Linked DNA regions of Mus musculus: all the other regions are linked to region 1. Evidence: chromatin loops called from intact Hi-C (ENCODE). Cell type or tissue: gastrocnemius. All regions are shown on one strand.

Evidence for each region. Hi-C counts contacts between places; a loop is a spot of excess contacts. Peaks named below come from ENCODE experiments on the same cell type or tissue, not always from the same donor. Only the 100,000 strongest peaks of a DNase experiment are listed, where the experiment ranks them.
Region 2: a loop joins it to region 1, with 2.3 times the contacts of the local background. A loop is called at or near these places in 4 of 42 quality-filtered maps.
Region 3: a loop joins it to region 1, with 2.6 times the contacts of the local background. A loop is called at or near these places in 3 of 42 quality-filtered maps.

Annotation. Positions count from the first base shown.
Region 1 is chr17:32,767,577-32,775,576 of GRCm38, reverse strand. Zfp871 (zinc finger protein 871) reads left to right here. Exons shown (of 4, transcript NM_172458.3): 4 at 1-8,000. The coding sequence ends at 1,225. Among named protein-coding and RNA genes, the nearest start is that of Zfp871, 17 kb to the left of the region's middle. In gastrocnemius, a CTCF peak has its summit at 4,143 (motif pointing left); no DNase peak of the experiment used is centred here; H3K27ac peaks cover 1,360 bases.
Region 2 is chr17:32,872,810-32,880,809 of GRCm38, reverse strand. Zfp870 (zinc finger protein 870) reads left to right here. Exons shown (of 4, transcript NM_207245.2): 4 at 1-1,589. Among named protein-coding and RNA genes, the nearest start is that of Gm50050, 12 kb to the right of the region's middle. In gastrocnemius, no CTCF peak of the experiment used is centred here; a DNase peak (open chromatin) is centred at 3,142.
Region 3 is chr17:32,887,379-32,895,378 of GRCm38, reverse strand. It overlaps Zfp870 (zinc finger protein 870), which reads left to right and starts at 3,776. Exons shown (of 4, transcript NM_207245.2): 1 at 3,776-3,938. The coding sequence starts at 3,936. In gastrocnemius, a CTCF peak has its summit at 4,066; DNase peaks (open chromatin) are centred at 3,700 and 4,014; H3K4me3 peaks cover 2,066 bases; H3K27ac peaks cover 2,007 bases.

The DNA of each region.
Region 1 (8,000 bases):
TCGAAGGCACGAACGACGTCATCGGGCCAAGAAATGCTATATCTGTAAGCAGTGTGGGAAAGCCTTTGCTTTTCCCACTTACCTACAAACACACGAAAGAATTCACACGGGGGAGAAACCGTACGTGTGCTTGCAGTGTGGGAAAACCTTCGCTCATTCTCGTTCCCTTAAAACACATAAAAGAACTCACTCGGTTAGGGACCTCTTTGTGTGCAATTACTGTGGGAAAACCTTACGTCATTACAGCTCTCTTCAAATTCATACAAGAATTCACACGGGAGAGAAACCTTATGTGTGTAAACCGTGTGGTAAAGCCTTCATTACTTACCGCTCCTTTCGAATACATGAAAGAATTCACACTGGAGAAACACCTTATGAATGTAAGCAGTGTGGCAACACCTTCATGCGTTGGATTCAGTTGCGAAAGCATGAAATAATTCACAGTGGGGTGAAGCCCTATGCTTGTAAGCTGTGTGGAAAAAGCTTCACTTGTTCTGGGTCCTTGAGAACACATGAAAGGATTCACACTGGGGAGAGACCCTATGTGTGTGACCAGTGTGGATATAGCTTTACTCGGTTAAATTCGCTTTTAAGGCATAAAATAACCCACACCGGTGAGAAGCCCTACGTGTGTAATCATTGTGGGAAGACTTTCCCTCGATCTGCGTCTCTTCAAAGACATGTCAAAATTCACACCGAGGAGAAACCCTATGTATGCAAACAGTGTGGCGTTGCCTTCCCTAGTTCTGCTGACCTCTTAGAACACGAGCAAACCCATATTGACGAGAAACCGTACATATGTGAGCAGTGCGGCAACGCCTTCGTGCTGTGGAGTCAGTTTCAGAAGCATAAAGCCCTTCACGCCGTCCCAGTGTCCTACGTGTGTAAGCAGTGTGGGAAGAGCTTCACTTCCTCGAGGTCCCTGAAAACCCACGAGAGAATCCACACGGGTGAGAAGCCTTACGAGTGCAAGCAGTGTGGGAAGACCTTCCTGTGGTCCTACTCCCTACAGAGACATGAAAAGACTCACACGGACGGGAAGGTCCACGTGTGTAAGCAGTGCGGGGAAACTTTCCCTTACGACAGTCATCTCCAGGTGCATGAGAAACTGCACTTTGACGATGAGCCTTTTAATTGTAAGTACTGTGGGAAGCCCTTCTTCACTCTGAACCATTTGCATAGACATGAATTACTTCACACTACCCTGGATTCCAGTGTTTTTTAGTCATGGGAGGATTTTTTTCCCCCGCTTTGTGGTTTTCATAGAAATAAGAGAAATCATACTGGAAAAAGACTGGATTTGTGCTAGCAATGTGGAAAACCTTTTGATTTGTTTCATTGAAACAAACGTGCGATGTCACAATGAGGAGAAACCTTTTTTTAAAACGAAAATCAATGTACAAATGGTTTTCTGAGCTTAAAGCTCCTTGGAATGCATCAAAGAGAAACGGGCCTGTGACTGCGAGCAGTGTGGTCGAGTCATCTGCAGTCCTGGATCTTGGAGGAGACAGGAGAAAACTCAAGCTGTAGAGAAACTTTTATGTGTATATGTGGTGTTGTATTAAAAAAAAGCCCTTTCTGCTTCCCCATTCCCTCTGAATATGTGGAAGGAGTCACTGGAGAGAAACCCTTCATAGCTAGGCAATCTTGGATAGTCTTGAGTTATCACATCCTCTTACAGACATGAAAGAACCTACTGTAGAGAAATCTTAAAAACGGGATTTGTGAACTCTTCATTATCAGCTTCATAGAACTAACAAGAATGTACGTGGGGAGAATTCCTATTAGTGGAAACCTCTATGAACACCATTTGGTTCAATGAACAGACAAGGAAAGAACTTGATCCGGAGTGCTAATCTTCTCAAAAGAGATGTTCAAGGTTTCATTTGGCACAGATGGTAACACATATCGGATGAAAACTTTTGCTGTTGAAAAACATTGGAAAATCTAGAGCAAAGTCCTTTGAAATTTTTTTCATGTTTAATCTGATAAATGTCAGTATTATGAAGGACTGGACATATTTTATTTTATTATTTTTTTTTTGTAGCATGCTCCAGGAAATGCACACTCTGGTGAGAATGTTATCAGTACAGTATTTTGTATTTATTGAAATGTTTCAGGGGCTGATAGGGATGAGTTAGCCTTTAAGAGCATCTTCTGCTCCTTCCAAAGGACATTGAGTTGGCCTTTAAGAGCATTTGCTTTTTAGCACCACGTCACAGGGCTCACAACTGCATGTGACTCTAGTTACAGGAGACACACTTGTACACATAAAAATAAAGCTTAAATATTTTTCTAGTCTTTTTTTTTCCAAAAAAAAAAAAACTTTTGTTGTATATCATGTTTACCCAGAACTGTTAATCTTCCAGCTTCCAGCTTTTGAATGTTTAAAATGAAATGTCTCTGCTTCCACATTCACCGTCATTAGCTCCTGCTTGAGAGTCCATCTCTTGGCTTGTTTTTAAATTTTACTCTACAAAAGCAAGCAGTGAGCAGAGCATTGAGCAATGTGGAATGGCGGCCTAATTACATGAACTGCAGACCAGTGAGACCTACATATGAAAAATGCTCACAGGAATAGAAAGTGCATTTTATTACATTTGTGACACTTCTTAAAGCAATCATGTATTAGTTTAATAGGTGATATCTTTTTGTATTTAATAAGTAGATGCTTCTCATTGTAAATTATGTTAGATTCATTGGTAAATTGATATTTGAAGTATGCCAGTCCACATAAATGTCTTTAAATGCATTTTAGTATTTATGTGTGAGCATGTGAGGGTATGTAGACATATGCCCATGGAGGCTAGAGTGCTTTGGAGATAGTATTACAGGAATTGTGACATGTTTGATGTGTGTCATGGGATCAAAATCCTAGTCTTCATGATAGAACAGTAAGTACTCTTAACTGCTGAGCCCCCTCAAACCCTGCATAAGTGTATTGTTTTTCAATCATGTTTAATGGGTAGTTTAAAAAATGGCTTTGTGAGTATTGGGATAGTCCTATTGGTTTTATTTGGCTAATTATAAGCATTTTGTGTATATGCTTATTTTTCACGAAAAATGTGTGTGTGTGTGTGTGTGTGTGTGTGTGTGTGTGTGTGTGTGTGTGTGTACGTACGTAGACGAGTGTGTTTGGAGGGCATTGTTTATGTGTTGCTGGTATGGTTGGTGGTGTTCACAAAGTGAGCAAAGTAATATATTGGGTGTCTTGCTCTATCTATCACTGTTATTCCCCCTAAGACAGAGTCTCACTGAGCCTGGAGCTGGGCAGCAGGAGCATTTCTTGTGTCTGTCCCCCCAGTGCTGAGTATAGAGACACTCTAGAAGTTGGCTCTGGTTCTTCCTCCCAGCATCATGTTCCCAGAAATAAGACTCAGACTCAAAATATATTTACAAATGCCTTAGCCATATTGCTAAGCTCTTTTCTGGCTAGATCATAACTAAAGATAACCCATTTATTTTAACCTCCATTCTGCCATGTGGGTGCTTACCTGTGCTGAGGTACCAAGCACCTGTCTAGTTACATCTTCCTGGGCAAATCTCCTACCTCTGGCTCTATTCCAGAATCCTTTCTGCCTCCTGGATGTCCCTCCTTGCATTTCCTGCCTAAGTCACGGCCCATGAGCTTTTTGATTGATCGGTACAATACAGAAGGTATCTTCTCTATAGATAACTCAGTCATTCCCAGCTTCTTATTAATAGGGAATGAAACTTGAGTCCTTATGACTGCACAGCAAGTGGCTCCCCACGTAGCCACCTCCTCAGGCCTAAACCAGTCTTAAATTGATTGTTTCTTTTATGTTGCTCTCTCGTGTGTTCTCACAATCCTGAGTATCTGTTCTTTTTGACTTTGAAGTATTTTCAAAATATTTTTTAGAATAGCAAATGTTAGGGTTGATTTTGTTTTGGTTTTCCTATTCAGAAGGTAGGAATAAGTATATTGTAATCATGGGTCAGCCTGTCTTTCCAAGTTGACTTATTTCTTTTGAGAATTTCATACACATATACAAGAAAAGAGAATCATGCATATCCACTGTTTCTCCTTCCAAGCCTTCCTATTTCTCCCCAACACCCCCTCTTAACTTTGTCTTTAAAAATAACCTGCTAGTCTAGTTAGTGTCGTTCATACATGCATGAGTCTGGGGCCATCTACTGGAGGATGGGGGACCTACCAGTAGTTACATCTTCACTAGTCATTCTCCACCCCCCAGCAGCTATTCACTACCTGTAGCTTCTCAGTAAGGGAGATGCTGGGATCTGGGCTGACTTAATCTTACAATGTAGGCCTTGTGCATGCAGTCACATTTGCTATGAGTTCATGATTATAGTAACCATGTCAAAAGAAAAAAAAAAAAGAACCCAGCATTTCACAGCACTTCTCCCTCCCTCTGGCTTCTGTATTCTTGTTGCTTTTTCTTTGATTGTCCCTGAGCCTTGCTGATGGTGGAGACTAATATAGCTGTCTCATTTAGAGGTACCCATTCAGTCTCTATAGCCCTTTGACCAGTTGTGCATCACTCCATTGACAGCTGTCCACTGGGAAAAGCAGCTTCTCTGACCAAAGTGGAGAGCAGTCAAGGTCTGTTGGTGTCAAGAGCTGAATGGATGGCAGGTACTCAGTGTTTAGAGTGTTTTTCTTTGTCTTTTTTCAGATGGTGTCATGTTACATGGCCTTGGCTAGCCTGGAACTTTCTATGTAGGCAAGACTGTTGTCAACTTGTGCTTAATCTTTATTTTTAAGTCACGAACTATTAGTGTGTGTGTGTGTGTTTATGTAAATATACTGTGTAAATTTTGCTTTTCATGTATATTTCATTTTCATTGTAATTTCTCTAGCTATTACACTAAGAGATTTATTGGTGTTACTGCCTTAGTAAAACCACGTGTTCAATACATTTACTAACTCGGTATACGTGGTGAGTGAGTGGCTCATCTATAAAAGGATTCTCCACATTACTTCTGGCAGAGCTGGTGTTTGGATTTAGGAGGTCTCAAAGGGATTAGTTCTGTAGTTCGGTGTCCCCTGTGTTGGATGCACTGAGGGGTAACTGAAGTTCTGCTCTTGTAACCATAACAGTTGCTACCCAGGAGACTGAGTGCTGGATTTAAGGGAGTGCGATTCATGAGGTATGCTGTGTGATTAGTCCACCAGTGAGTTGGAGGTACTTTCCTATTTCATGAATCAAAATGTTTCACAGTTTTTCAACTTAAGAATGCCTTGTAGTCATTCAGGAACATTGTTCACTGGTTGGAGGCTTGGAACATGTCCTTGAGTGGCAGAAGATGTGTCTAGCTGTGTGAGGTGAACAACAGTGTTCTGGATCATTTTTGCATTTCTTAGTTTCTTTTTAAACACTAATATTTACTATAAGATGATGGATGCAGTTGTCCGCATATATAGGTGTGCCTAGAGTTTCCATAACGTTACATTATGATAAGTAAAGTGCGAGGTCAAGAAAAGCGCTTTACACTCAACCTAGTGGTCGGCACACCTTAGCCTAGTCTACAGCAACAGTTTTGGCCGCACTTACGTTTTCTTTATGTTGGAAAAAGGGGCTTTTTCTTTGTACATAATTTTTTTATTTCAATGTTTTTTTAAATTATTAGCTCGTATGTTGGCAAAGTTATAGGTTTTCAAATGACATTGTAACCCAGGTTTCCATGTACTTTAACCATAACCACTAACTGTTTTTTCTGGTTCCGTTTCTTCTTCCCAGTGGGTCTGTTCTCCCAAGTAGACTCCCTTAGTTCATCTCTCTAGTTTGTTTACATTTTGATTCTGTTCGATATAGAAGGGACACCATTTGGAACTGAGTTGACAACTTACTATCAATCTCCAGTTCCATCCAGATTCCTGCCAATAACAATTCTTGGTGACCAAGAATAGTCTATGTTTCTTATATAGCACATTAAAAATTGAAAAATTTTAGTTTATCTATTGATGGGCACTTAGGCTGAGATGGGCACTTGGGCTGATCCTATAATTGAGAGCAGTCAGCAGTTGTGTAGGAACAGGAGCACAAGTGTTTCTAGTATTATCTGACTTAGATTCCTTTTGTTGCATACTAAGCAGTAGTACAGCAGGATCATAAGGTAGTAGTATATTTTGATTTTTGATGAAACTTCTGTTTTCCAGAGTGACCGTGCTAATACACATTGCCAGGAGCAGCCGTACATTCTCACCAGTTTGTGTTATAGTTTGGTTTCTTGATAGCTATTCACACTGGGGTAAAGTTAATTGTATTGAGAATTTTCATGTATTTATTGGCTATTCGTACATTGTTTGAGAATGGATTGTTTCTACTTGTGTTGATTCAGTTACTTGTTTATTTGTAATATAATTTTTGTTGCCTTGTACTGGTTTTCTCATTGTGTGTTTCGTGTACCTAAAATTGCTTTTAAGCTTGCTGTGTGTGTGTGTGTGTGTGTGTGTGTGTGTGCGTGTGTGTGTGTGTGTGTGTGTGTGTGTGTACTTTTTGTCTGTATGTTAATCTCTTGTCAGATGAATGAGAGTCCAAAGATATTCCCCCACCCCCAACTCTGTGGCGCGCTCTCTCTCTCTCTCTCTCTCTCTCTCTCTCTCTCTCTCTCTTAATAAAGAATTGTTTCCTTTTTCTTTATAAAAGCTCTTTAACTTCTTGCAGTGATTAACTCCCATTTATACTTTGGGGGATTTTGTTTGTTTTTGTTTTTAATATGGGTTCTTGCTTTGTAGGCCTGTCTGGACTGGAATTTGCTGCATACATGAGGGTAACATCTAATTTACAGCTCTCTTCCTTCCTCTGCTTTCTGGGTGTTAACATTATAGTCCTGAGCCTCTAATGTCCATTCCCAATTTGTCATACTTCCTGTAAACTATTAGATTGAGAATGCCATTGTCCACGCCTATAGCTTCATGTATTCTGTAGATTTCCCTCTGAGTTTCAAGTTTTGTAGACCTTATGTTAAGCTCTTTGGTTCACTTTGTGTTGCTTTTATACAGAATAATAGAGGGATTTAGGGCTACTCTTGTACATACAATGCTGATTTCCTATTGAGGCCACTTCTTATCCTTAGCGTGATTTGGGTGCCTTTGCTGAAACCAGAAGGAGTGGCTCCATGGTTGTTCTGGGACCCTTCCATTGCTCCGTGTGTCGGTTTTTAAGTTATACTATTTCACTCTGCTTTTAGAGCATAATTTAAATTGGTGTAGTAAGAACTCTAGCTAGCATTACTCTTTTTGCTCAGTGTTGCTTTGACCATTTGGAGTGTTTGGGTTTTCTTACAGTTACAGGAGTGTGTTCTCTATTTCTGGAAATAATGACATTGGAACTTTGAGGGGCATGTGTGAAGTCTGAACAGCTTAGACTTTTTCATATTACTATGGTGGTGATTTGTGAGCATAGGAATGGTTTCCCTTTTCTAGAGCATTCAGTCTTCAGTGTTTTTAGATTGTCACGATGACCTCAGCTTGACTAAGTTATTCATAGGTATATTTGACTTTTTGTCTGGTCGCTTGTTTCTTGGGCTTTTGGAAGACAATTTTAAAAATTATTTTATCACCATTTTCATTATATAAATGGCTACTTGGTTTTTCTAGACTGACTTTATTGTACTACTTTGGTGAAGTAATGATTGGATGTAAGAGTCTTGGTGCGGCACTTTGGGTCTTTTAAGACTATGAACATAGGAGCAGTCAAGAGCACTGGCTCTTTTCCTAGAGGACTGAGGCTTGATTCCCAGCACCTGTGTGGCACCTCACACCTGTAACTCCAGTTCCAAGGAATCCAACACCCTCCTCTGATCTCTGGGCATCAGACATGCGCATGGTGCACAGATAGACAGGCAGGTAAAACACCCTTACCAGGTAATAATAATAATTTTAATAAGATGATCATATTATCTATAAATAGAGATTTGGCTTCATTTTGCTTCCATTTTTCTTTCCTCCATGCTCAGGGTTGAACCAAGGAGCTTGTATGTGGTAGGCAAGAGGTGTACCACTGAACTGCAGCCGC
Region 2 (8,000 bases), 110 kb before region 1:
TTGACCACAACTAGGCGTTCTAACCATAAAGAGACACAGATACCAAGATGCCGCTGCAGGTTGACTTGGTGAGCTCTTTGACTATTGGGTAGTCTGGGGTGACCTCCTTCCTGGAAAGGTGGAAGCTTTTTGAAGCCATCCACGCCTACAATTTAGTCTGTGGCAGTTACATTAGGTGCATGATTTAGTGGGTGAGTATGGCTGTGATAAACACCACAAGCCAAACGAGTGGGGAGACAGGGTTCATCTGGCTTTATACTTCAAAATCACAGTGCATCATCAAAGGGAGTCGGGACAGGAACTCAGACAGGGCAGGAAGCTGGAGGCTGATGCAGAGGCTACGGAGGGGAGCTGCTTACTACTGCTTGCTCACACTGCCTTGTTCAACCTGCTTTCTTACAGAATCCAGGACCACCAGCCCAGGGATAGCACCATCTATAATGGACTGGGCCCTCCCCCCATCAGTCACAAATCGAGAAAATGCTCTACAGCCTTGCGTTCAGCCCGGTTTTGAAGCATTTTCTCAATGTTGGTTCCCTCTTCTCAAATGACTCTAGCCTGTGTCAAGTTGTCACAAGTAACCAGTACAGTGCAGGAGCCCACGAAAGGAAAACTAGACAGCAGGGCCTGTGTATGACTCGCCAACCTGTCAAGACCAGCTTTGTTTCCCAAATGTGCTCAGGTTGGCAATCTCATACCCAGAATCAAGCCTTCCTGTTTATTTTTTCAGTGTCCTTCACCTCACCATAGTCAACATTTTAAAACATTTTTATTTTTATATATTTATGTATAGGTATGACACATTTTCAATTTTTTTATACTTATATGTGTGAGTATGGACATGTGTGACGGTAACCCGAGTCCAGAAAGCCATTAGATGCCTTATGAGTATTGCTTCTCAACCTGTGGGTTGGTGGCCTTTTAACAACCCTCCTTCTCAACAAAAAAATGTACATTATGATTCATAACAGCAGCATCACAGTTATGAACTAGCAACAAAAACAATGTAATGGTTTGAGTTGCCAAATGAACTATATTAAAGGGTCACCGCATTGGGAAGGTTGAAAACCACTTACTACCTTAGAGCAAGCTGGTAGTTGTGAGCTGCCAGGGGTGCTGGGAACTGAAGTCTGGTCCTGCCCAAGAGCAGAAGGTGCTCTTAATCACCAAGCTACGTTCCCAGCTCCTCAGCCCAATATCTTTTTTTTTAAATATTTTTAAAGATTCATTTATTTATTATATGTAAGTACACTGTAGCTGTCCTCATACAATCCAGAAGAGGGAGTCAGATCTTGTTATGGGTGGTTGTGAGCTACCATGTGGTTGCTGGGATTTAAACCCCGGACCTTCAGAAGAGCAGTCGGGTGCTCTTACCCACTGAGCCACCTCACCAGCCCTCAGCCCAATATCTTAACATTCGCATTAACCCCAGCACTTGTTTTCACCACAACAAAGAGAAACATCTGTACAGCAGCATGGATGGCAAACGTGGTTCTATTGGAAGCCTCTGGGAGCACTGCTCTCACAATTCAGACCCACACACAGTCCTGCACGTGTAAACGCAATTAAAAAGAAATACTTCAGAAAGACATTCTGTTTCCAGTTTTGTTTCTGATGCAGGCGTGGGGGTGGTGAGGGCCGGGCCCAGGACTTCACAGAAGCTCGCAAAGCGCTACCACTGAGAAGGCTAGGCTGACTCCAGACAAGCTTCAGGAGACAGGCCTAAATATGTTTCCATGAACTGGACAAGTCCAGGCAAGCTCAAGCAAGTCGGCTACTAGAAAAACCCTTCAGGCAGCTAGTCGGAAGCTGTCGCGCCACCCAACCTGAGGCAAGGACAATGGCAAGGACAGCAGCACTTTTCAGCCGCCACGCCCCATAATGGCTCTGGGATGTCCCTAGATATGAACTCAACAGATTAAGATAGAGGTCACCTACCCAGAGTTCCCCTACTGTGCTTTAAATCAGGCCTGCGAGCTCACTTCGGGGGGGTCTCTCTGTCTTTATCTTGGTAGTGGGAGACCCCAGCATGATGGACTTCTGCAGAATAAAACACTGTGTTTACATACTACTTGAATCCCCTGTATCATTCTTCGGACAATCATGAACCCTTACACCATTAAGATGCCTATCTAGCCCTGCAGTCCTTTTGGAAAATACTTGGCTTTTGGAATTGGCTTTGAGGAAGACCACAACAGCCAAAGAGTAGGAAGCCAAATATTGCCGCTGATTATAGTTCTGAAAGTGTAAGACCCGAAAAGCCTTACGTCCGGGATGTCCCACTCACAGAGACGGAGATCGATGCAAAAAGCAAGAGGTTTATTAATCCACCCTGCTGGGGTCGTTCTGAAATCAGGATAGAAGCAACCCTGAGTAGCTAAAGCACACACCTTTTATACATTTTTTAGAGCAGTTCTCAGTCACAGTTTAGGGCTGGCAGTTTATCACTGGTTAACCTTTAACTGCATTAAGGGGGCAGACTTAAGGACCGGAGACATTGTGTGGGCTTTTCTATACAATCGGAAGACTTAGCACACCTTGCAGTGAGGCAAATTCTGGGAAAAGAACACATTTACTTAACTTTTTTACAACCATGGTCATTTTGAGCTACCACAAATCTTACAAAAGGAGTTTCCCACCGAGCCCCAAGGTCTGTAACTGCCTTCATGGCCAGTGTGATTCCTTCATTAATCCCTGCTGGTGCTCAATGTCCTGCATGGACGACAGCGGGATTCTGGGATCGGGAAAGATCAAGAGTCTGTAATTTGAGCTCTACCTTGCCTGGTTCAAGTTGCTTCCTCTGTTCCTGGGTCTTGAGGAGGTGGGTCCAAGGTGTTACTTGAGCGCTTGTATTGATTGGCCAACGAGGAGTTTGTTCTGTGAGTGAGGCATTCTGCCACTATCAGATCTGTTTCTTTTCCTGCGCATTTTAGGTACCTGTGTGTTCTTTGAAAGCAGATCCTAGAGCACAGTCCTTGGCCTCCAGGTCGCATTCATTGACTGCAGGAGTGGCAGGAGGACACCAGGACACGAAAAGACAGGAAATGGTGAATGCTGTTGAGCGTCCCAGGTGTGGGAGGAGGCAGCTGCAACCTGGAGGCGGTAAGGGATACCGCTGATACTGCTTGCCGCTGAGTCTGGTCTGTCCCCGCTGGCCCCTGCTGCTTCTGGCATCCTGCTAGAAGGAGCTGGGCCAGCAGGCAGAGCTTCGGGCCTTTCCTTATCTGAGCTTTGGGTGTTGCAACGTCTCTTAGCTTAGCGCGTGCTGCCCGGGTCCCCTACAGTCTGGGTCGTGAGTGGGCCGCCTTAGGAGTCGAACTGGGGCTTTTTTGCAGAGATGAGGGAGGGGGATCTACGTGGATGGTAGCTGTTAATTCACTGCCCTGCTCTTTACCTAAAACCTCGCCACACTCCCATGTAATGTCTCAGGATGCAGCTACTAAGAGTATCTGTGACTCTCAATATTATAAACAAACAAAACGGGGCAGAGAAGCATCCGGACACAATGACAGCCGGAGACCACTTTTTTGGAATAGCACGGCTTTATTCCCTGGATGAGTTGAGTGCACCTAACAGGGCTCGGGGACTTACACAGGAAGTTCAAGCTTTTTATTGGTTCGGTTCGGTTCCATTGGGAGCAGAGGGTTTGGGAAACTCCATATCCGGTCTTCTTGTTTCTGCAGGTAGAGCGGAATTAACGGTCATGCTGTGGTTAAGAACTCCATATGACTAGGCGCCTGCACAACCTGGCTCAATTTCTCATAAACCTCAAGTCATGAGCTAAACCTCAGCTGCAGTTAAGGTGGGGAAAACGACTGGATGCAGGATAGCTTAGAGTCATGGCTCTCTAGTCTTTTGTAAGGGGGTGGGGAGTTGGACTTTTCCAGACAGGGTTTCTCTGTGTAGTTCTTCTGGCTGTCCTGGAACCCACATTGTGAACCAGGCTGATCTCAGACTCAGAAGTCTCTCTGCCTCTCCAGAGCTGGGAGTAAAGGCTTGCACCACCACACCCAGCTTCAGGGCTCAAGTGTCTATCTGTTCCTTCTCCGATGCTTTTTCACACTGCCCGTGCTTAGCGTAGGTCTGCCTGTGGTTATAGATTATGCCTTAGGTTATAGCTGCCTGAGGCTTGATATTATAATTCACCCAGTGAATCTCTTCTCAGCTCCCTTTCTGTCAAACCTATAACATCATTCATCTTACAGTGACCACAAGAGCCTTGAGCCCGTTATGTCAGGCAACAGACAGACACGTTTGTGTTATTGAAGCTGGCATTCCCAACCTGTGCCCCAAGTCAGGCCCAGCCCCCTGTTCTCAGTAAGCCAATAAAGAAGAGCCAAATATTGGTGAAAAGCAGAAAAGATGCATTCAGTGTCTGTACATTGGAAAGTGTTAACGCCTGGGGAACTGCTGCCTGCCTGTTTAGCAAGCCACTGCATGCTGCTATTGCTGTCACTAGGAGACTTCCTCATGTCCAGGTTGATTGCATATTCTGTTATGTTCTGTGCTTTGGTGTTTTTTTGAAACCAATCACAATAAAGTCAGAAGTGCTTTGTATAGTTAGCCGCAATAAGCTTGGCCCTGAACCAATGGCCTGGTAGCACTGTGTATGCGCTTTTATGGTTTTTGCTTTTGTTGTTGATGTTGTTCTTAAAATTTTTTAAAAGATTTATTTACTTTGAATGTGCATTGGTGTTTTACCTGTATATTTATGCCTATGTGAGGGTGCCAGCTCTCCTGGACCTGGAGTTACAAACAGGAGTTGTAAACTGCCATATGGGTGCTGGGAATTGAACCAGGATCCTAAACTCTGAGCTATCTCTTCAGCCCATGATAAACATTTTTTTCTTAAGATTTATTTATTTATTATATGTAAGTACACTGTAGCTGTCTTCAGACACTCCAGAAGAGGGCGTCAGATCTCATTACAGATGGTTGTGAGCCACCATGTGGTTGCTGGGATTTAAACTCAGGACCTTTGGAAAAGCAGTTGGTGCTCTTATCCGTTGAGCCATCTCACCAGCCCCAACATTTTTTAATTATTTATTTTATGTATATGATTGCTCTATCTGCATGTAAACCTGTGTGCCAAATCCCATTACAGATGTTTGTGAGCCACCATGCGGTTTCTGGGAACTAAACACAGGACCTCTGGAAGAGTAGTCAGTGCTCTTAACAACTGAGCCATATCTCCAGTCCCTTGATAACCATTTTTAATGGTCACTTATTGTTGTGATTTATTTAAAAACAAAAACAAAAACCAACAAGATATGTTTGGTAGAGCTGAGTATGGTGAGGTGGGAGGGATGCATTGGTGGGCCCATGCTGAGGCATCCCTTCCTCCTGAGGTACCAGTCATACAATGGGTATAGTATAGAATAGAGTTTATTTATAGATATGGGAAAGGGAATTGAGGAGGGAGTAGAGACAGAGAATGACAGAGACAGACAGACGGACTGACAGGCTGATGGGGACGGGGGGAGTGGGGAGAGGGAGAAAGGAGTCAGGGAGAGAAGAGAGTCAAAGAGAGACAAGGGGCAAAGAGCAGTTTTTGCTTTTATAAGCTGCCCCTGGGATGGCTGTGAGTATTCAATAAATAAGAGAGACACCTACACCAATAGAAGAAGCCATTTGAAATAAGACTTCTGGCTGGAGAGATGGCTCAGAGGTTAAGAGCACTGACTGCTCATTCAGAGGTCCTGAGTCCAATTCCCAGCAACCACATTGTGGCTCACAACCATCTGTAATGGGAGGGAATTTAAAAACCTGTTTTGGTGTGTGTCTGAAGAGATCAACAGTATACTCACATACATAAAATAAATAAATCTTAAAGAAAGAAAGAAAGAAAGAGAGAGAGAGAGAGAGAGAGAGAGAGAGAGAGAGAGAGAGGAAGGAAGGAAGGAAGGAAGGAAGGAAGGAAGGAAAGAAAAGAAAGAAAGAAAGAAAGAAAGAAAGAAAGAAAGAAAGAAAGAAAGAAAGAAAGGAAGGAAGGAAGAAAGAAAAGAAAGAAAGAAAGAAAGAAAGAAAGAAAGAAAGAAAGAAAGAAAGAAAGGAAGGAAGGAAGGAAGGAAGAAAGAAAGGAGACTTCCATTTTGAGTAGGAGTTAAGTGAAATTTTAAGTTCTAAGACCACCATGGAAATTGACATCCTGTCATCCTGGTTGGCAAGTTAAGTCATGAATGTTAGGCAAGCAAGTCACTCTGCCACCATTGAATAACCCAACCAATGATGACAGAATAAATGTAATAAATAAGTAAGTAAGTAAGTAAATAAATAAATAAATAAATAAATAAATAAATAAATAAATAAATACATAAGACATATTCCTAAGGAAGTCCCCTATCCTTAGATCCTGATTAGTAGAATGGTAGAATAACTTGGCACAGATGTTTGTGGATTTCAAGTTTAAAAGCTCTGAAGGATTCTGGCTTTTGGGGGGAGGGGGGCAGGGGATGTTGCAATCAGCTCCATCAGTCCTGGGGCAAATACACAATAAACTCTTCCTGTCTGACTAAGATCTGTGTTCCTGTGGTTTGTGAAGAGATTCCTGGACCCCAGTAGAGGAAGAAGAGATCTAGGGAGGCCCCTATGTCTGTCTTCAAGGTCCTGAAGTGAGATCAGAGTGAAGTAGAGGCCAGGGATGTGCATGAGCAAACAGTGATGTTGAGGTCTGGTCCTGCACTGGCCCACCACTGGTGGGCTTCAGGCTCATCCTGCTAGGTCATCGGACAAATTGTTAGAAGGGTGTTAAATCCCTTTCTGAGAGACAGGCTCCCCACTCTGATTGGTGCCTTCTCCTTCTTTCAGCCTGAGATTCCTGAGGAAATTCCCATTTCTTCGAGGTCCACAGTTTCAGAGTCTCTTTCGAATATCCTCAGTTCTCCCAGGCAGGCTTCAATGGCAGAATTTATTGAATACCCAAATTCAACAGCATTGTTTCATTGGTGGCACTTTGCTTTGTAAGCCTGACCTTCCTTTCTTCCTGGCAAGTGCTCTTCATCCAGTCTTACAACTTGTGTTTTGAGATGAGTCTCACTGTGTAATTCTGCCTTCTCTGGAGCTTATTCTATAGACCACATTGATTTGAAATTAGAGATCTGTCTGCCTGGCCTCCACAGTGCTGTGGCTAAAAGGTGGTGCCACCATGCTTGGCCCTTTATCTCAAATTTTGTTGTTTGTTTTAAGACAGCTTCTCACTATTTGGTATTGGCTGGCTGCTACTCCCTGTGTAGGCAGAGCAGGCTGGCACTGGACTCACAGGATGTTCCAGGTTCTGCCTCCCGAGTGCTGGGATGAAAGATGTGCACTACCACACCTAGCCCTTTTATTCCAGTTTGAATCACTAACATCAGCTGATAGATTATTTTCCTCCAATCCAAGCCAGATTAGATTATATTAAAGGCAAGTAGGTTTATTGAGAAGCTGCTCTCAGGCTAGTTCACTGGTCCCAAGGACTGAGGCCAGGGGCGTGGTGGGAATAGAAATAAAGAAAAGGGCAAAGAGAGGGAAGAGGAGAGACCAAAATGTCTGGATTATAGAGGAAGGAGCTTCTGGGGGAAGCTCCCGGGCTGGAAAGTTCAAGGTTGGAAGCAGGGTGTGCCAGGTAGGGTCTGGTGGCTGCTGGGAGAACCTGGAGGCCAGGTCTGCTTTGGTGTGTAAAATATGCACCTCGGTCGCTTGTCTGGATCCGAAACCAAACTTCAACCAGCAGCTCTCACATTGACATTTCACATGAGAGACAATGTGGGTTACAGAATGGCTAGGAAATGGTTAAAGAGGCTGCAGAGATCAGTCTGACTTGAAGTCACAGGCAGCCTAAGTAGGTGAGGGAGAGTCTATAGGGGACCAGATCCGTTTTAGCAGTGTGGCTGCAGGGATTCCTGTGTAGCCTGGCACATGACCAGTTTCTGGTATGATTAAAGGGAAAGTTTTTGTTTTATTGCAGAGACGAGAGAGAGAACTGTCTGAGCAATCGGCATGAGTCAGGAGCAGAGAGAGAA
Region 3 (8,000 bases), 120 kb before region 1:
TCTTGCTTTTGTATCTATCTGTGTTTTGGTGTTTCATTTGGGGCATCTTGAAGTAAGTACCACTGACAGAGGGTCGGGGTCTTACAATATGTCAACACATGGGCTTGAATTGAGCTATTAGGATTGACTGGGAACTAGATGCCCCTGCCTGAGGCAGTTCATCTTTAGCAGGGATGAGAAGATCTGTTCCTCTGGTAAACAGAAACCAGCCTTTAGGCTTGCTTACCCAATAAAATGTTTTCTGTTTAGGACATTGTCAACACGCACTGCCATTTTGGGGGCTGCTCTGGACCTAACAAAGATAAACAGAATACTAGATGATTTAGTAAATGCATGGTTGTGCAGCCCCAGCTGACTGCCAGAGAACAGAACTCATTGCATCCACTCAGAGAACATAGAAGGTTTTTATAGCAGGTGAGTGAGAGGCTATTTAATCTTACTGCTGGACCATTTGTGTGGGGTTTCTATCTGAGGGGGAGAGCTAGATTTTTCTAGCACCCAATACCCTGTTTACACTGGCCATGTAGGGTCAGGTGCCATGTGTCATTCGTCGGAAGGTCAGTTGTAAATGTTTGTAGGAGACACTGTTGTGTGGTACCCACCAGAGAAGGCCACTCGGACATGGGTGTTAGGTAATAGAAAGACTTTATTAGCTGCCCAGCAACGTCACTGGGTGTTTGGGACCCCTGTATTGTTCTCAATCCTTCTCAAGGTAAGATTTTGTGCATAGGAAACCTGTCCTGGGTTGATATACTTCCGTTCACAAGAACAATTAACCAGAAACAGAACTTTAAAAAGCCCAAAAGCAAGGTCAAGACATTTAGAGACTTTCTCAGAACTACAGACTTTGGTGGAGTAGGACTTTGGTTTTGGTAGATTTTACTCTCTACTTGCTGAATTTTACAATTCCATCCTGGAATCAGTTGTGCTAAGGTCTGAGGACCAACTAAGGTCTGGGGTTCTATTGCAACATTGTAAATCAAGGGGTTAAGCTGAGCAGTCAGGGTCTAATTTCTTTTTCTTTCTTTTCTTTTTTTTTTTTTTTTTGCTATCATTTTTTGAGAAAAAAAAATCTCACTATGTAACCCTGGCTATCACAGAACTCACTATGTAAACCAGGTTGGCCTTGATCTCACAGAGCTTGTGTATGGGACAATCCACTGTACTATCACATCTAAGGGTTTAATTTTTTAATAAGTTTTATTTTTAAAGATTAATTTATTTATGTTCAGTACAAAAGGATAGGTGGATACTTGTGGGCTCAATGTCTGATTGGTCTACACAGCAAGACAAAGACATTTAAGGCTTCCAGGTTACATTAAGAAACCCTGTTTTTGTTTTGTGATTTTAAGATTTAGTTTTTAGCCTGGCGGTGGTGGTGCACGGCCAGCCTGGTCTACAAAGTGAGTTCCAGGACAGCCAGAGCTATAAAGAGAAACCCTGTCTCGAAAAACCAAAAAAAAAAAAAAAAAAAAGATTTATTTTAAAAAAAGATTAATTTATTTATCTCATGTATGTGAGTACACTGTAGCTGTCTGAAGACGCACCAGAAGAGGGCATCGGATCCCATTACAGATGGTTGTGAGCCACCATGTGGTTGCTGGGATTTGAATTCAGGACCTCTGGAAGAGCAGTCAGTGTTCTTAACCACTTGAGCCATCTCTCCAGCCCCATGGTTTAATTTTTTAATGTGCGTTTTTGTGCTTTTTTTTTTTTTGCTATTATTTTGAGCCAGTTTTTTGTATAAGTTCTGCTTTCTCCATAACTTGGTAACTTGAATGACATGCATTGATTGTTTGTGTGTTTTTATGTTATTGGTTGAGTATGGGATCAAAAAAGCCACCTGCCTCATTCCAAATTTTGAGGTAAGAAAAAAACTGTCTAGTAGGAAAGAAAGTCATTGAAGGAAAATGCAAGAACAGACTCAGTTTGACCTGGTAACAGTGTTCAATGGGTGTGCTTGACTGTTAATGTGACACATCTAATTCAGATCTCTCAGTTGAAAAACACACCTATAATCTAGATATTTTTGTTGTTGTTGTTGTTGAATGGAGAAAACACATGCTTTTAAATCCTGTTCTTGGGATAGGAAGACATACCTTTAGTCCAGATCTTTAATCCAGATCTAATGTGGGTTTCTGCTTCTGCTGGAAGCCTATATAAGGACATGGGAGAAGGAAGCTTTTATTCTTTGCCTGCTTGCTCTTGCCTTGCTTGCAAGTCCATTTCTACACTGGCATTAGAGCCTAGCTCTTTGTGACTCTGATATCAGTTGAACACCAGCTGAGACATCCAGCCTTGTGTTCTGAGCAACTACTGGGTTCTTGGACTTTCTGTTCAAAGTCAGTCATTGTTGGACTAGTTAGACCACAGCCTGTAAATTATTTTATACATCTCTCTCCCGCTGTGTGTGTGTGTGTGTGTGTGTGTGTGTGTGTGTGTGTGTGTGTGTGTTCTGTTATGCTAAAGAACCATGTGGTGGTTTGAATTGCTTGGCAAGGCCCAGGGAGTGGCACTTTTAAGACTTGTGGCCTTGTTAGAGGAAGTATGTCATTGTTGCAGTGGACTTTGAGGCTCCTAGTGTTCAAGCTCTGCCCTGTGCAGAAGAGAGTCCCTTCCTGGCTGCCTGGAGAAGACAGTCTCCTCCTGGATGCCTTCTGATTAAGATGTAGGACTCCCAACACTTACAGTACCATATCTGTCTGGAGGCTGCCATGCTTTCCACCATGATGATAATGGACCGAACCTCTGAAACTGTAAGCCAGTCCCAATTAAATGTTTGCCTTTATAAGAGTTGCCTTGGACATGGTGTCTCTTCACAGCAATAAAACCCTAATTAATACAAACCCTAACACACAGCAAGAGCAGATGTTTATTGGTCTGAGAAAATAAGGCCTCCAAACCTGAACACATCACAAAGGCTCTGAAAATCCGTTTTTGCAGTAGAGAGCAGGGCAGGAGGGCACTGATTTCAACAGGCCCAGAAACTGGTTTTCTGGGTAAACATTTTTTGTTTTTGTTTTGTTTGGTTTTTTGCTTTTTGTTTTTGTTTTTGTTTTGTTTTGTTTTTTTTTTTTTGAAACTGCAGGGTGAGAGACAAGTCAGGTTGCCTATTTTTGTCAATTTGTTTGTTTGTTCGAGACAGGGTTTCTCTGTATAGCCCTGGCTGTCCTGGAACTCACTCTGTAGACCAGGCTGGCGTCGAACTCAGAAATCTGCCTGCCTCTGCCTCTGCCTCCCAAGTGCTGGGATTAAAGGCATGCGCCACCACCACCTGGTTATTTTTGTGAATTTTATTGGTGGAATAGTTCGCAAAGTCTTGTACAGACTGGCGGTATAGCGGTGGGATGTGGGAAGATGAGAGCGGGCTGAGAGGTTTCCTTTAATAAGGCCCTTCCTCCTAATCCTACTCAAAGCAGCTCTTAAGAGTTGTCTCCGTGACCAGAGTCTGGAATTCTCTTGCTCTGACCCCATTCTTAGGAGGAAGAATTAGGAACGGCTCACTGTGAATTGTTACAAGCAAGAGAACAAACTTCGCTTGCATGCACACAGTCACCCAGACAGGGCTAGAACGCAGGGGTCTAGAGTGAAATCTGCTTGCTAATTTGCCTAATAAAACTTGTATGCCCTGTCACTAGCGCTCCAGGACCTGAGCCAAGGGCTCGCTGGCCTATCCGGAGAAAGGTTAGGCTCGCTGGCCTATCAGGGTAAAGGTTATTACTTTAGTGTCTGAAGTGTCCAATGAGAAGTACGCTTCTTGCATGAGGGGCTTTGTCTGACCGAGGTCTGTTTCCTTAAACCCCCTCCCCAGCCCCCCAAATTAGGCATGTTTGTGTTATTTGGAAGTATGTCCTAGATGCCAGGCCTAGATATCAGAGTCGCCTTCACTGACAGCAGGAGCCGCAGGAGCACACCAGGACACTCCGGGGCTGGAAATGGTACGTTCGGCCTGTGACTTAGATGTGGGCAGGATGCTGCGGCAGCAGACGGAGACCGCAATGGGAGCAGGTCTTGCAAGACAGCTGAGTCTGCAGCGGAGTCTCATCTGGCTCCGCTGGGTCTTGCCGCTCCGATTCCGCTGGGTGGAGCTGGTCCATCAGACAGAGCGGTGGTCTCTTCCTCTCTGAGCGCTCAGCGCTGCAGCGTCTGGGGTCAGCTGGGCTTCTCCACCAAGGTCTCGGGAGGATCCTGAGGAGCCAACTCTGGGAGTTGGATTGGGACTCTTCTACGGGGGATGAAGGTGGAGCTGCGTGGATGATGAAGGTTAGGACACGAGTCCTATAACTGCTTCGTCCTCCCCTGAAAATCTCGACACACCCTATGCAGTGTCTCAGGGCGCAGCTACCCAGAGGACTTTGTGATTCTCAGTGTTGAGAGAGAGAGATGGGGTGGGGGGTGCCGGGGTGTGTGTGTGCGGGGGAGGGGGGTTAGACATATTGGAGCAGCGAGTGGCCCCATCCTTTCTGGAATAAATGCCCATAGTGCAGTGACTCTCAACCTTCCTAATGTTCATTTTGTGATCCCATCCATAAAATTACCTTTGTTGCTCCTTTATAACTGCAATTCTGCTACCGTTATGAACCGTAATGTAAACATCTGATATGCAAGATATCTAACATACAACCCTTGAGGCTGGTACTGGTCCTGGACTCACAGATCTGCCTAGTTCTGCTCTCCAGTGCTGGGATGAAAGATGTGCACTTCCACACCTAGTGATTCCAGTTTGAATCCCTAACATCAACCAGCAGATCACACGGGGACATTTCACACAACCAGAGACAACACAGGTTACAAATGGCTAGGAAATAGTTAAAGAGCCTGCAGAATCCGTCTGTCCTGAAGACACAGGTAGAGAGCTGAGGTAGGTGAGGGGGGAGTCTCCAGGGGACCAGCTAAGGCTTGGCAGTGCAGGTACGTAGATGCCAAATGCCTCTTGGGAGGACAGGCTATTGGATGGTGACTTTCAGGTGGGCTGAATATTTTGCCACGAAGAAACTGCTGTGGTGAGGGACATGGTGATCCAGGAGTTGACAATTTTGCTGGCTTTTGACAGCTGACCCTGCCACTCTCTGGTTTTAGTCTCAGGTAAGAGGGTTCCATCTGTTGTGGACCAAAAGCCCCTGTGTCTGGTGTTTCTGGTATGATCTGGTATGAGTGTTGCTACTTATTGACACAGTTAATGTCTCTTGGTGTGCTGGCAGATTGTGGTTTGTGTGTGTGTGTGTGTGTGTGTGTGTGTGTGTGTGTGTGTGTAAACAAGCTGGACTTGTGTAAACAGTCCCCCTTTCCTGGTACTGTTACTCTGTAGCAAATCAGGTCAGTATGGTTGTTGTCCAAGGTGACACTCTTCTAGGCTAGCTCTGACACAGAGGTTGTGATATTCTGCACAGCAGAGTGACCTAGAGCAGTCCCTGCCCGCCCTCTACCTTGTCTCCGTGTCACCCAGAGATGCTTGCTTTTTCATAGGCGTGCCACAGAGTTAAAGGATGTTTCCTCTGAACTCTGTCATTTGTGTCCTTGGGCGCAGAGTGCCTAGAACTAGGAGTAAATCTGTGATTTTGCAAGTCTTCCTGACATTGCCAAACTCACTGACCTCTCCTCCCATTGATTGGGGACCCTGCGCTCAGTGCAATGGTTGGTTGTGAGCATCTGGATCTGTCTTTGGAAGGCTCTGGCAGGGCCTCTCAGGAGACAGCCATATTAGCTTTCTTTCAGCAAGCATTTCTTTGTATCCACAGTAGTGTCTGGGTTTGGTGACGGTATCTGGGATGAATCCCCAGGTAGAACAGTCTCTAGATGGCCTTTCCTGCAGTCTCTGCTCTACGCTTTGTCTCCATATTTGCTCCTGTGTGTATTTTGTTTCCCTTTCTAAGAAGGACCGAAGCACCCACATGTTGCTCTTCCTTCTTCTTGAGCGTCATATTACTTTTTTTGTTAAAGATTTATTTATTTCATGTATGTGAGTACACTGTAGCTGTCTTCAGACACACCAGAAGAGGGCATCGGATCCCATCACAGATGGTTGTGAGCCACCATGTGGTTGCTGGGAATTGAACTCAGGACCTCTAGAAAAGCAGTCAGTGCTCTTAACCACTGAGCCATCTCTCCAGCCTGAATATATAACTTTTAACATGTCTTTCCCTTTTCTCTCTCTCTCTCTCTCTCTCTCTCTCTCTCTCTCTCTCTCTCTTTCTTTCTTCCTTCCTTCCTTCCTTTTTTTTTTTTTACTTGATGGTTCATTTTTGTATGTTTGGTATTTAAAGAATTTAGGATCTTTTTCCTCCAAGATTTATTTGTGTGTGTGTTGACATCATGTGTGTGCGGTGTGCATGTCTGATACCTGTGGAATTCAGAAGTTACTGGATCCTCTGGAAGTAGAGTCAAGGACAGTTGTAACAACCATGATTGGAACCAAACCCAAATTCTCTACAAAGCCAGTGAGTGCTATGAACTTCTGAGCCGTCATTGCAGCTGCTGGGTCTCTTTATTATTTTTATTTTTCCTCTCAATAGAAGAAGTTTATGTTTTAATGAAAACATTATGGTTGCATCTAAAATATACCTGAGACACACAGACTTGCCAGGAGTCCTACACACCTGTTCTTAAGTAACTTGAAATATGCATTATAGATTTAAGTCTTTTGTTGAACAAAGAACTCTACTAACTCTGGGGTGCATGACCATAGCTCAGACCTGGAGAATTTAAGACTCCCCATTTTTCAAAATGGTTCAGAGGACTGTAACATTCCCTTTCTTCTTTCTGACTCTGTTGAGCAAGCTTTCTTTCCCACTTTGGGCTTGCCCTCCGGTATTTCGGCTTCCTTCTATTTTCTCTAAAGGGCTCCTCTCCTCTGTGCAGCTGTCTGCACTGTGGAGCGGACCTCCCTGCCAGTTTATATGCCCTGGCTGTTCTCCCCTCCCTCCCGTTCTCCTGTCCATGTACCTGCTCACATCTTACAAGTGACTTGCACTGAAGTTTTCATTTAGACTCTGAAAAGATGTCCTTGAGCTTTAGCCAAACAAACAAACAAACAAAGCCTCGTCTTCTTTGGACATCCAAGGGCAATGCTGAGAGCAGTGCCAAGGTTTTATGGGGTGGGGGTACCTCTGGGACACTCCTGACCAACAGCTTCTGGCATGGGCTTTTTATTTGACAACCTGTGGCTTCTAGCAGGGAGCACAGTGCCTGGGTAGGGGACTGGTTGTAGACGTTTATTATAGACATTCATTTGCAGGTAATAAATTTGGTCAATTATTTGTTTATTTTTTTCCAAGACAGGGTTTCTCTGTGTGGCCTTGGCTGTCCTGAAACTTGTACTGTAGGCCAGATTGGCCTCAAGCTCACAGACTACTCTGCCTCTGCCTCCGAGGGTTGGGATTCAATGTGTGTACAACCACTGCCCTTCCAAGAATTTTACTTTAATGTGTGCTTTAGGAATTATAGAGGTGACATGTTGGTGAATTAGAGCTCTGTCTAAAGACATATGTCATCTGTCCCTTTGTTTAATGATTTAGTAGAATTCTCACATAAAAGTGGTGTGATGGCTCCATTGTTTATCAACCTGGCATACCTGGGGAGTGAGGATCTCAACTGAGGAACTGGCTCCACCAATCTGACCTTGCCTTCAGGGCCTTTTCTTTTTTTTTCCCTTTCTTCCTTTCTTTTTCTCTTCCTTTCTTTCCATAATTTAGAAGCCTGAGTCTTAAAGAATTTTTTTTCTATTTATTTATTTTATGTGTATGAGTGCCCTGCAGCTGTCTTCAGACACACCAGAAGAGGACATCAGATCCCATTACAGATGGTTTTGAGCCACATGTGGGTGCTAGGAATTGAACTCAGGACCCCTGGAAGAGCAGTTAGTGCTCTTAATCGCTGAGCCATCTCTCCAGTCCCCAGAGCATTTTCTTAAATGCTAATTGATGAAGGAGGGCCTAGTCCAGTGTGGGTGTTGACATCCCAGGAAGTAGGGGCTCAAACGTGGAGGAGAAGAATAACCCAAC